2 separate regions of the Homo sapiens genome follow, and region 1 is linked to region 2. Evidence: chromatin loops called from intact Hi-C (ENCODE). Cell type or tissue: mesothelial cell of epicardium. All regions are shown on one strand. Links, peaks and the distances in the headings refer to the core of each region. The heading gives the core; the rest is flanking DNA.

Region 1 (4,333 bases), core at 334-4,333, 210 kb before region 2:
TCCATCTTGTCTTTCTCATCTCTTCAAGTTAAGAGAGTCCCAGGGACCCTCCCCATTCTTCTGCCACTCCATGGCTCTCCTCTTCCTGAGAAGCACCCCTCTGCAGGGAGCCCCCTGAGTAAACTGGTAGGGTCATGTCCATTCCAAACTGCACAATTTCACGGGGGAAAATGGAAACCCTGGAGTGTAACTGGGATGTTGAGTGGGGCTGCTTTATTCTAAAAGATAAAACTCAAGGACGTCATGCTCTCTGTCTTCAAATATCTGAGGGGCTGTCATGCTGAAAAGGGAAGGGATTTATTCAGTGTTGTTGGAGTGTGAAGGAAGAGGTGGATTAAAATTCAGTGTGCAGAGAAGACTTTTGCCAAAGAGTGCTGCTTAGCACTGGCTGGTGCTATCTTTGGAGGGGGTGAGCCCGCTGTCACTGGAGGCGTGCAAGTATCCCTAAAGGATATTTAATAGGGAACTCATGATCTAGAGAGTGGGGGGACACCCTACTGTACAGCATCTAAACCTCTCATCCCCAATAATCTGTAGCTTTAGGATTGTTTTAAATAGGATGCCAGGAGTTGGGAAAGGAATTAAAGAAATTCACTGAAGTGAGGACCAAGCTATAAAAAAAAAAAATCTTTATTTCATGTACCAGGATTTTTTTTTTCAGTTTTCTGCTTTTTAAAATTTTTTTTCTGTTAACAGTCTGAAAAAAAAAAAAAGGACTCACCAAGAAAATAAATGGAGGTTAGTTTCTTGAACTGGTCTGAGCTGGACATGAGCAATCATCCACACCCCTGGGCAGCAACGCCCTTGCAGTTCCGGTCCTGGCTCCTTCCCTCCGGACCCCCTAGCCCCTTCTCAGCCATGGCGATGTCACCCCACACCCCAGTGGCTTTCTTCAAGCACACCCAGAACCCAGGCCTTGCGCCATGGAAAGAAGCACTGATCGCCTTCCCAGACGCTCTGCCAGAATTCGGAGAACTGGAGCTAGTTTTTCTCTTCAGACAGTGCTCGCTTGGGTGCGGTTTTCTTGGGGACCCTCCCTTCTCCCTTCGCTCTCATCCTTGATCCCTTTAGGTCTGGAATCTGGTGGGATGGCGGGCAAGATTGGGGTGGGAGAGGGGTAGAGTTCAGTTTCTGCCCAGACTGAGGGCAACTTGGTTGTTGTTACCACACCTTGAATTGTCTCCCATTGTTCTGCCCCAGGGCCCATGACCTCCCCCTGTACTTCTGGGCTGGGCTGGCCGATGTTCTGCCCCTTGCTGACCTGGGAAAATAACTTTCCTTTCCCAGGCAAAAGACAGGAAAGGCAGGTGAGATGTGCAAGCTCAAAAAGCCTTACTAGCCATTCTCTAGAACTCCCCAGAGAGCTCAACCTCAGGAAATGCCGGTGTCAAGAAAAATGCAAACCGGGGGAGACTCGCAGGCAGAGGCAGGGGGGCCTCACCTTGACCTTCAGTCACCTGGGAGTAACTTGCAGACTGTTCTGAAATTTCCAGCTCAGGAAAGCTGTTGGATTTCTGTCAGTCTGAACTGGCCCTTGTCACTCTGGGGAAGAAAGGGGAGAAACACAGGATGCCCTTGACCTTTAGTCTGTGGTGCAAGTTTAACTTTTGGGGTTGGTCCTTACACTGGGATGGAACTGCTAAAATTTTCCTCTCCATTCCCTCAGCCTTGAGCCCTCCCAGTAAACCTCAGAGGATCCTCTTTTTCACAGACCCCCAAAGACACTGGGGAAGCCCTGGTGGCAGAGCTCTTCTCCCAAGGAAGCCTCTTTAACTCTCCATGATCGCAGCAAGGGGACACAAAGTGAAGAAGGGCTTTGGGGACCCCTGCGTCTTTCCCCTCTTTGCCTGAACAGCTTTATGTTTGCTCACATGTGTGTATTTTTGCTTTGACATTGGATGTGGGGGCAGGTGTTCGGGGAGCACAGTGAGGAGGTATATGGTGTGTGTGTGTGTGTGTGTCTGAGAGGCTGACTGATGATGAGCCTGGGGGCTTGGTGGCAGCTGTCCTGGTCATCCCTGGCATATCCTCGGGGCAGGTGGCAGATCTTAAGTCACAGATACATAGAGCAAGAATGGGCCTTTAGTGCTTCTCTGGGTCAATCCACATGCTTACATGGGGGGAAAATTAAGGCCCAGAGAGGCCATGCAGCAAGGAATTCCGGAATCCAGTCCTGGATTCTAGACGGGTGCCCTTCCCATGCATGCGAGTGGTGTGTGTGTGTGTGTGGGTATGTGTGCGTGTGTGGGTATGTGTGCATGTGTGTGTTCATGTGTATGCTCTGTTGGGAGGTTGTGAATGAACACAAAGGCCAGTGTGGAGTTGTTGTCGTCCATGGCTTTGGAGGGCATGAGTCAATTTCCTTTGAGCCACGCCCCTGGCCGTGTATGGGATGGAAGGGTTGAGACTGAGTGTGTCCCTGTGAGTGACTGCAGTGCTGGGCTAAGTGGACTGTGTATGTGTGTGTGAACGTGCCTGTGTGCGTGTGGGGTGTGTGGTCTCTTTCTTTGTTGGATTCTGTCTTCCCCCATTCGCAGCACCTTCCTTGTCTGAGGAAGCCACCTTTCCATCACAGAGACCCCCTGCAGCTCACTGGGACCTTCCGCTACTCCCTCCAACCTTCAAGCCCAGCTCTCACCTCTCACAACGGTTTTGCTTTGTTTTTGTAAATGGATTTGTATATTCGTTTTCTGTTTTTTTTTTCTTTACAAGTTCCCTGCTAAAGTTTAAGTCCCCCACCCCGCCCCATTTTTTGTTTTCACAGTTTAAAGCTGGAAAAGAATTAAAAGAAAAATACTATCTGATTTTCTTGCAAGTAAATCCACTTATTTTGTATTTACATTTATTTATAGTCTGTGGTTTTTTTATTAAAAAAAAATCACCACTTGTTTTTCCTTTTTCTTTTGTAAAAAGAAGCCTTTTTGCAGTGTCATTGTTGAACCCGCTGGGCCCCAAGGGGGCATCAGTGAGTCCAAGGACCCCCAAAGGGTCAATGAACCCCCTTCCCAGGGGACTGGGGGGCTTATGAGTCAGGGGGTCCACCATCGCCCCAGGGTCATCAGGTGGCCCTGAGGTGAGGGGTGAGGAGGGAGAGCTGTTTCATGTCCCCCGGGGGGGGGGGTGGCATCTCCTGACCCCAAGGACAGGAGCTTGGGGACATGACCCCAAGAGGCTCACCCTGAGGATTCCGGGGTTTCCGGCATCTTGGTAAGCCACCGGCAGCCTCCCCTCTCCTTCCCTTTCCTCAAGGCCTAGGAAGTCATCACAGTGGGTTAAGGAGCATTAAGGACTGGGAACCTGGGGCCAGGCAAGCCCCAAGTGTACCCCCCTCCAGGCACCCTAACGGAGAGGAGGGACAAGGGCTCGGTCACCTGGAGGCCTACGATTGCCCCATCAATGCTGGGCGGAGCCGGCTCGAGCTCTGAGCCTTCCTGGAGTTCCTGGGGCACCCACCCAGGGGCTCCAGGGACCTGGCAGTGACTGCAGGCTCACCTGGCCCCAGGGCCCCTGAGTCTCGCCCCCCAATCTCCCAGGGAGGCAGGGCCCGCTGGGGGTTAAAGGGAACAGAAAAGTAACTCTCCCCGAGTTAAAAAAAAAAAAAAAAAGTAACATAAACCCTGAAAAATACAAAGGACATCCCCTTTCCTTTCTGTTCTCATTTTTTTTTTTTTTGCTTTAATGTTATCTTGGTTCCCTTTTATTTTTTCATTTAAATTGATTTTTATTAAATGTTAAAATAATGGTACATGGGAAATCATGCATTTTCTTTTAGATTTATTTTCTATTTTTAATTTTTTATCCCTCTCGCTTTTTTTTAAAGTTTGTTTTCTTCCCTCGTTTATATTTTCCCACATTTCCTGTTGTTTTGCTTCTTTGTTCCTCTTATATTTTGTTCTTTTTTTTAAAATTTACTTGTTATGTTTTTTCTCTTTTTTTGTGTGTGTGTGTTTTTTTGTTTTTTGTTTTTTTGTTTTTTTTGTTTTTTGTTTTTGCTTTTGGAAGGTCTCCCAGCGGAGGGTCTGGGTCTCCCCGCCCCGCCCCGCCCCCGGGGACCGCGCCCTCCTCCCGCGGTCTTCTGGCGAGGCCCGCGGTCTTTATACGGGGGTGGTCCGGCGGTTGGCTGTGTTGGAGTGGAGAGAGTCCTTGTTCTCCTTCTGGATACAGTTGTGAACCTGGAGGAAGCTGTTATCCCTGTCGGAGTTGTAGGTGGCGGTGGGCGTGGTGGCGGCCTTCAGGGGGTCCCTGCTGAGCGTGTACATGGAGATCTCCGTGGACGGCAGGGTGTTGAAGCCCTTGATGCCCACGGGGGAGGCGTCCCTGGAGTGTGAGGGCT
Region 2 (4,379 bases), core at 119-4,118:
CCTCCAGGTTTGAGTGAGCTATTCAGGTCCTGCTTTTCTATTTGTCATCACTCCTTAGAAGGGAACCAATATGTGCTGAGCCCCCCTCATGGACCTGTTCACACAATCCCATTCATTCCTTCCCCGCCAAGGTATCATTCACCTTACCTGACAGATGAAGAGACTGAGGCTCAGAGAGGCTGGGTAACTCGCCCAGGATTCCAACCTCACGCTCTTCCCAGGCCCTGCTCCTCTCCTAGAGCTCAGGGACCACTTCTGACACTTTTCTTGTTTTGAGATGGAGTCTCTGTCACGCAGGCTGAAGTACAGTGGTGCGATCTAGGCTCGCTGCAACCTCCGCCTCCCGGGTTCAAGTGATTCTCCTGCCTTAGCCTCCCGAGTAGCTGGGACTACAGGTGCACGCCACCATGACCAGCTAATGTTTGTATTTTTAGTAGAGACGGGGTTTCACCAGGTTGGCCAGCCTGATCACAAACTCTTGACCTCAGGTGATCTGCCTGCCTCTGCCTGCCAAAGTGCTGGGATTACAGAAGTGAGTTCTGACCCATTTTTAATGCTGTCCCTCCAAGCCCTCCTCACCGCCTTCCATGACATCTGGGGCAACCACAGCCTAGACTGTCAAGGGGTACCCACCCATCTCGGAGCAAACAGAGCGCATCGCTTTCCTTCCTTGGGCCCTGACTGCACCCGCCCTCCCAACTTCAGCTCTGCTCCTGAATTCAGCTGGAAGTTGGCTCCTCCTGCTTATGAGATTCCTCACAGATTTGTTCTGGTTAATTTCATAAATCTTTCCTCTGACTGTCAGTCAGAGTCACCAACACTTACAGGAAACCGCCTGTGTTGGCTATGAGGGCTCAGAAGCACAGGGAGGTGAAATAACTGATAAACACATTTGCAGAGCAACAGGATGACAAGTGCAAATTCAAATAGCACAAACTGAGAAGCAAGGCGTCTGGGAAGCATCGAGAAAAGAAATGAATGAGAGGATTCACTGGGGAGGGAGGCTTCCCTAGGGGCAAGGGCTGGGCCTGGGGGCGACAGCAGGCAGGGCGCTGCAGGACAGAGAGGATGACGTCTGCAAGGGCACGATGCGAGATCACCTGTGACCTCACAGTTGCCAAGGCCGATGGCCTTTTCTTGGTTCTCATCCTCCTTGACTTCTCTGAAGGATGTGAGTCAGCCTGAAGTGACCCCTTCCTTCCCGAGTCCTGTCCCCGTGGCCTCAGTGACCCTGCCCTGGCCTGGTTCTCCTGCTATCTGCCTGCCCCTCTGCCCCCCGAGTGTGGGCATTCCCATGGGCCTGTCATCGGCGGCGCTCTGCTCCTAGTCCACTCCGTCCCACTGACTCTCATCACCTTGACAGAAGGCAGGATCTCCCTCCCAAGCTTTGTCTGTATATCCAAAAACCCGTGTGCGTTGCCACTAGAATGAAGGACCTTCCTCCAACCTCAGTCTGTCTACAGCCAAGCTCCGTCATGCCCTGGTCCTGAGTGGGCTGCCCCCATCACCCAAGCTTTCTGTTTGTGACGCCACCGTGTGTTTTCATCGTCCCCAGATTCAACGGGTCACCTCTGACTGCTCCTCCTCCTTCCTCCCATCTTCAGGCAGCCTCCCTTGCATTCCTCACATCCTTGGCTGAGTCTCAGCCCACCTCTGCTCGGCCCTCCCTGCTGACCCTGCCCCAGTTAGCTCAGCCTCACTGCTGGGTTTCTATCTCAGCCCCAAGCCCATCCTTCCACAGTGTGCAGGGGAGGGGCCTCTGCAGACACATTTCTCCCTTGCTAGGAGCTTCCTGTTAGGCTCTGCCAATGGGAGTTCTGGAAGAAGAAGGGAAGGCTGGAGTCGGGGGAGAGGACACTGCTCTTCCCGCCTGCTTCTCCTTTTTCTTAGTACTACCCTAGCAATGGCCTGCACCCCAGCAGCACTAACTGCTTCCTGTCTTGGGGTGTGTGTGTGTGTGTGTGTTTCCCTACTCCCAGACCAGCTTATTGTTGCCCCCAGAGGAAACAGCGCCAGCGGGCAGTGCCCTCTTCTCAGAGATCCACACCTTGGCTCCCAGGGCCCCTCCTCCCTGCTTCTGGGCTGAGAGCCCCACATGCTTCCCTCTGCTTCCCCAGCCCAAGAGGTGGTGCTCCTTCCTGCAGTTACTACCCGTGCTGCCTCAGTTTCCCCCTTTTCCTCTTCCAGTCCTCTAGCACCAGTGTCATTCACATCCTACTGAAATCCTCACTGTTGAAATGCCGAGTAGAGTTGCTGGTTTTTGCCTGGCCCCTGACTTATGTAGTCCTTGGTACCAGGAGTGGTCTTAAAACATGGACCCTCCAGGATGGTTTGGAACTGGTTTGGTGTGTCTTGCCCTGAACACAGGGCTGGGCTCCTCCCAGTGGGAAATGGGTCCTGGTGCTCTGTGGCATGTGCTGGGGTCACGCGGCAGGTGACTGAACTCCTGAGGTGCCGGGACCAGCCGGGCAGGGCCCCTTCCTCAGGGGTCCGGATCCCAGCTCCCTGGGTCTCTTCAAGCTTCTGACAACCCCGACCTCTGCCCGCCAATCTGTGTCAACTCAATGCTGCCTTCTTGCTTCCTCAGTTCTCCAACACTTGATGAAGCAATTCCATACATTAAAATTTCTCTGCTGAAATGACGACTGCGTTTTCTGTCTTCCCGACTGTGCCTTGAACACTTCTTTTCTCTTCTTTTTTCTCCCGGCTGTTATCCACCCAGTGGGTGGCATCAACAGGTGGACCCCCATGACACAGTGCCTCCATCTTGGCAAACCTTCACACAAACCCCACTGAGGATTCCTTCATAGCCTACCCATCTCCACGGTCAGCCCTAACCCACCTTCCCACTCTCTCCCTAGTAATCCCTTACCCCAAATCTGGGCTCTGCATTCCTGTTCGCCCAGTCCCTGGAAATTCCTCAAGGCCACCTCCTTCCAGGTACCCCTAGACCAAATTCAAATCCTGTCCATTCTCTGCAAGGAAAGCTCAAAGAATACCCTTCCTGCACAGCCTCTGAAGGCCATCTCTCCCTCCTTCATCTTTATCTGTGTGGCTAACGTGGATCGTTGCTCAGTGGTAGCGCACGATGTGATGTCAGAGCAACCCTCCCAGGAGGCTCTATTACCATCTCCATGTATATCAAGAGGCAGCATATTATGGTACTTAAGGGCACAGACTCTGGAGCCAGACTCCAGCTCCATCACTTTCTAGCTGTGTGAGTTTAAATCAGTTACTTAACCTCTCTGTGCCTCAGCTGCAACATGTATAACCTAAGATAATCATAGCACCTACCCCACAGAATTGTTATGAGGATTTAATGAGTTAATATGCACAGTGCCTGGCATATATAAGTACTATTTAAGTGTTTTTTTAAAAGTAAACAAAATACAGATCAATGTCAAATGTTGTTTTCTTTCTTCTCCAGAACCAGAACAAGTAGCAGCTGTGCCTGGAGGCATTTCCCCGCATCTGGCACACAAAGGGCATTCACTTTGTGTTCGCTGTGTTAGAACGTATCACACGCATCTTAGTTCTTCCTTGAGTGCAACTGACTCATGCTTGCAGGCCCACTGCACCTTGCACGGTGACTCTGACGTAGTAGGTGCTCAGCGAGTATCTGTTCAATGCATAAACACTTGAACTGAACGTCAGGTCCTTCAATGACCAGTTATGTGAGAGAAAAAACAGAGTAACTCAGTTTAAACAGTAGGGCTGTGGGTCATGGATGGAAAAATAAAACCAATGGCATGTGTGTGGTGGGGGTGGGTGGACAGGTGTCAGAGGGGGCTGATTTCTGGGCTGAGGTCTTTTGGTCCCTGGAAACTTCCAAGAGGAAATGCTGTGGAATCCCTGAAAAGAGGCTGCAGATTGAGGCGCAGGCTGGAGTTCAGGAGCCACTAACTAGGCAGTGGCTGCACTCAGGTGAAAGAACTACCCAAGGGAGTTGGGGGTAAAGAAGGGCACAAAGAGGCCGGGCATAGTGGGTGGCTCACGCCTGTAATCCCAGCACTTTGGGAGGCTGAGGCAGGTGGATCACTTGAGGTCTGGAGTTCAAGACCAGCCTGACCAACTGGTGAAACCCCATCTCTACTAAAAATACAAAAATTAACTGGGCATGGTGGTGTGTGCCTGTATCCCCGGCTGCTCGGGAGGCTGAGGCAGGGAATCATTTAAACCCAGGAGGTGGAAGTTGCAGTGAGCTAAGGTTGTGCACCACTGCACTCCAGCCTGGGAGACAGAGTGAAATTACGCCTCAAAAAAAAAGGTCCGGGCACAGTGACTCACGCCTGTAATCCCAGCACTTTGGGAGGCCGAGGCGGGCAGATCACCTGACGTCAGGAGTTCAAGACCAGCCTGGCTAACATGGTGAAACCCAG

Evidence for each region. A loop is a pair of places that touch in the nucleus more often than their neighbours do. Peaks named below come from ENCODE experiments on the same cell type or tissue, not always from the same donor. Only the 100,000 strongest peaks of a DNase experiment are listed, where the experiment ranks them.
Region 1: it touches region 2 in a loop (31-fold over the local background); 6 of 110 quality-filtered maps call a loop at or near these places.

The regions. Positions count from the first base shown.
Region 1 is chr22:36,560,257-36,564,589 of GRCh38, forward strand. CACNG2 (calcium voltage-gated channel auxiliary subunit gamma 2) reads right to left here. Exons shown (of 4, transcript NM_006078.5): 4 at 601-4,333. The coding sequence ends at 4,095. Among named protein-coding and RNA genes, the nearest start is that of EIF3D, 33 kb to the left of the region's middle. RefSeq lists an enhancer at 2,804-3,319 and a silencer at 2,958-3,186. In mesothelial cell of epicardium, for the core only: no CTCF peak of the experiment used is centred there; no DNase peak of the experiment used is centred there.
Region 2 is chr22:36,769,103-36,773,481 of GRCh38, forward strand. The region is part of intron 1 of IFT27 (intraflagellar transport 27); the gene reads right to left. Among named protein-coding and RNA genes, the nearest start is that of IFT27, 4.8 kb to the right of the region's middle. In mesothelial cell of epicardium, for the core only: no CTCF peak of the experiment used is centred there; a DNase peak (open chromatin) is centred at 1,697.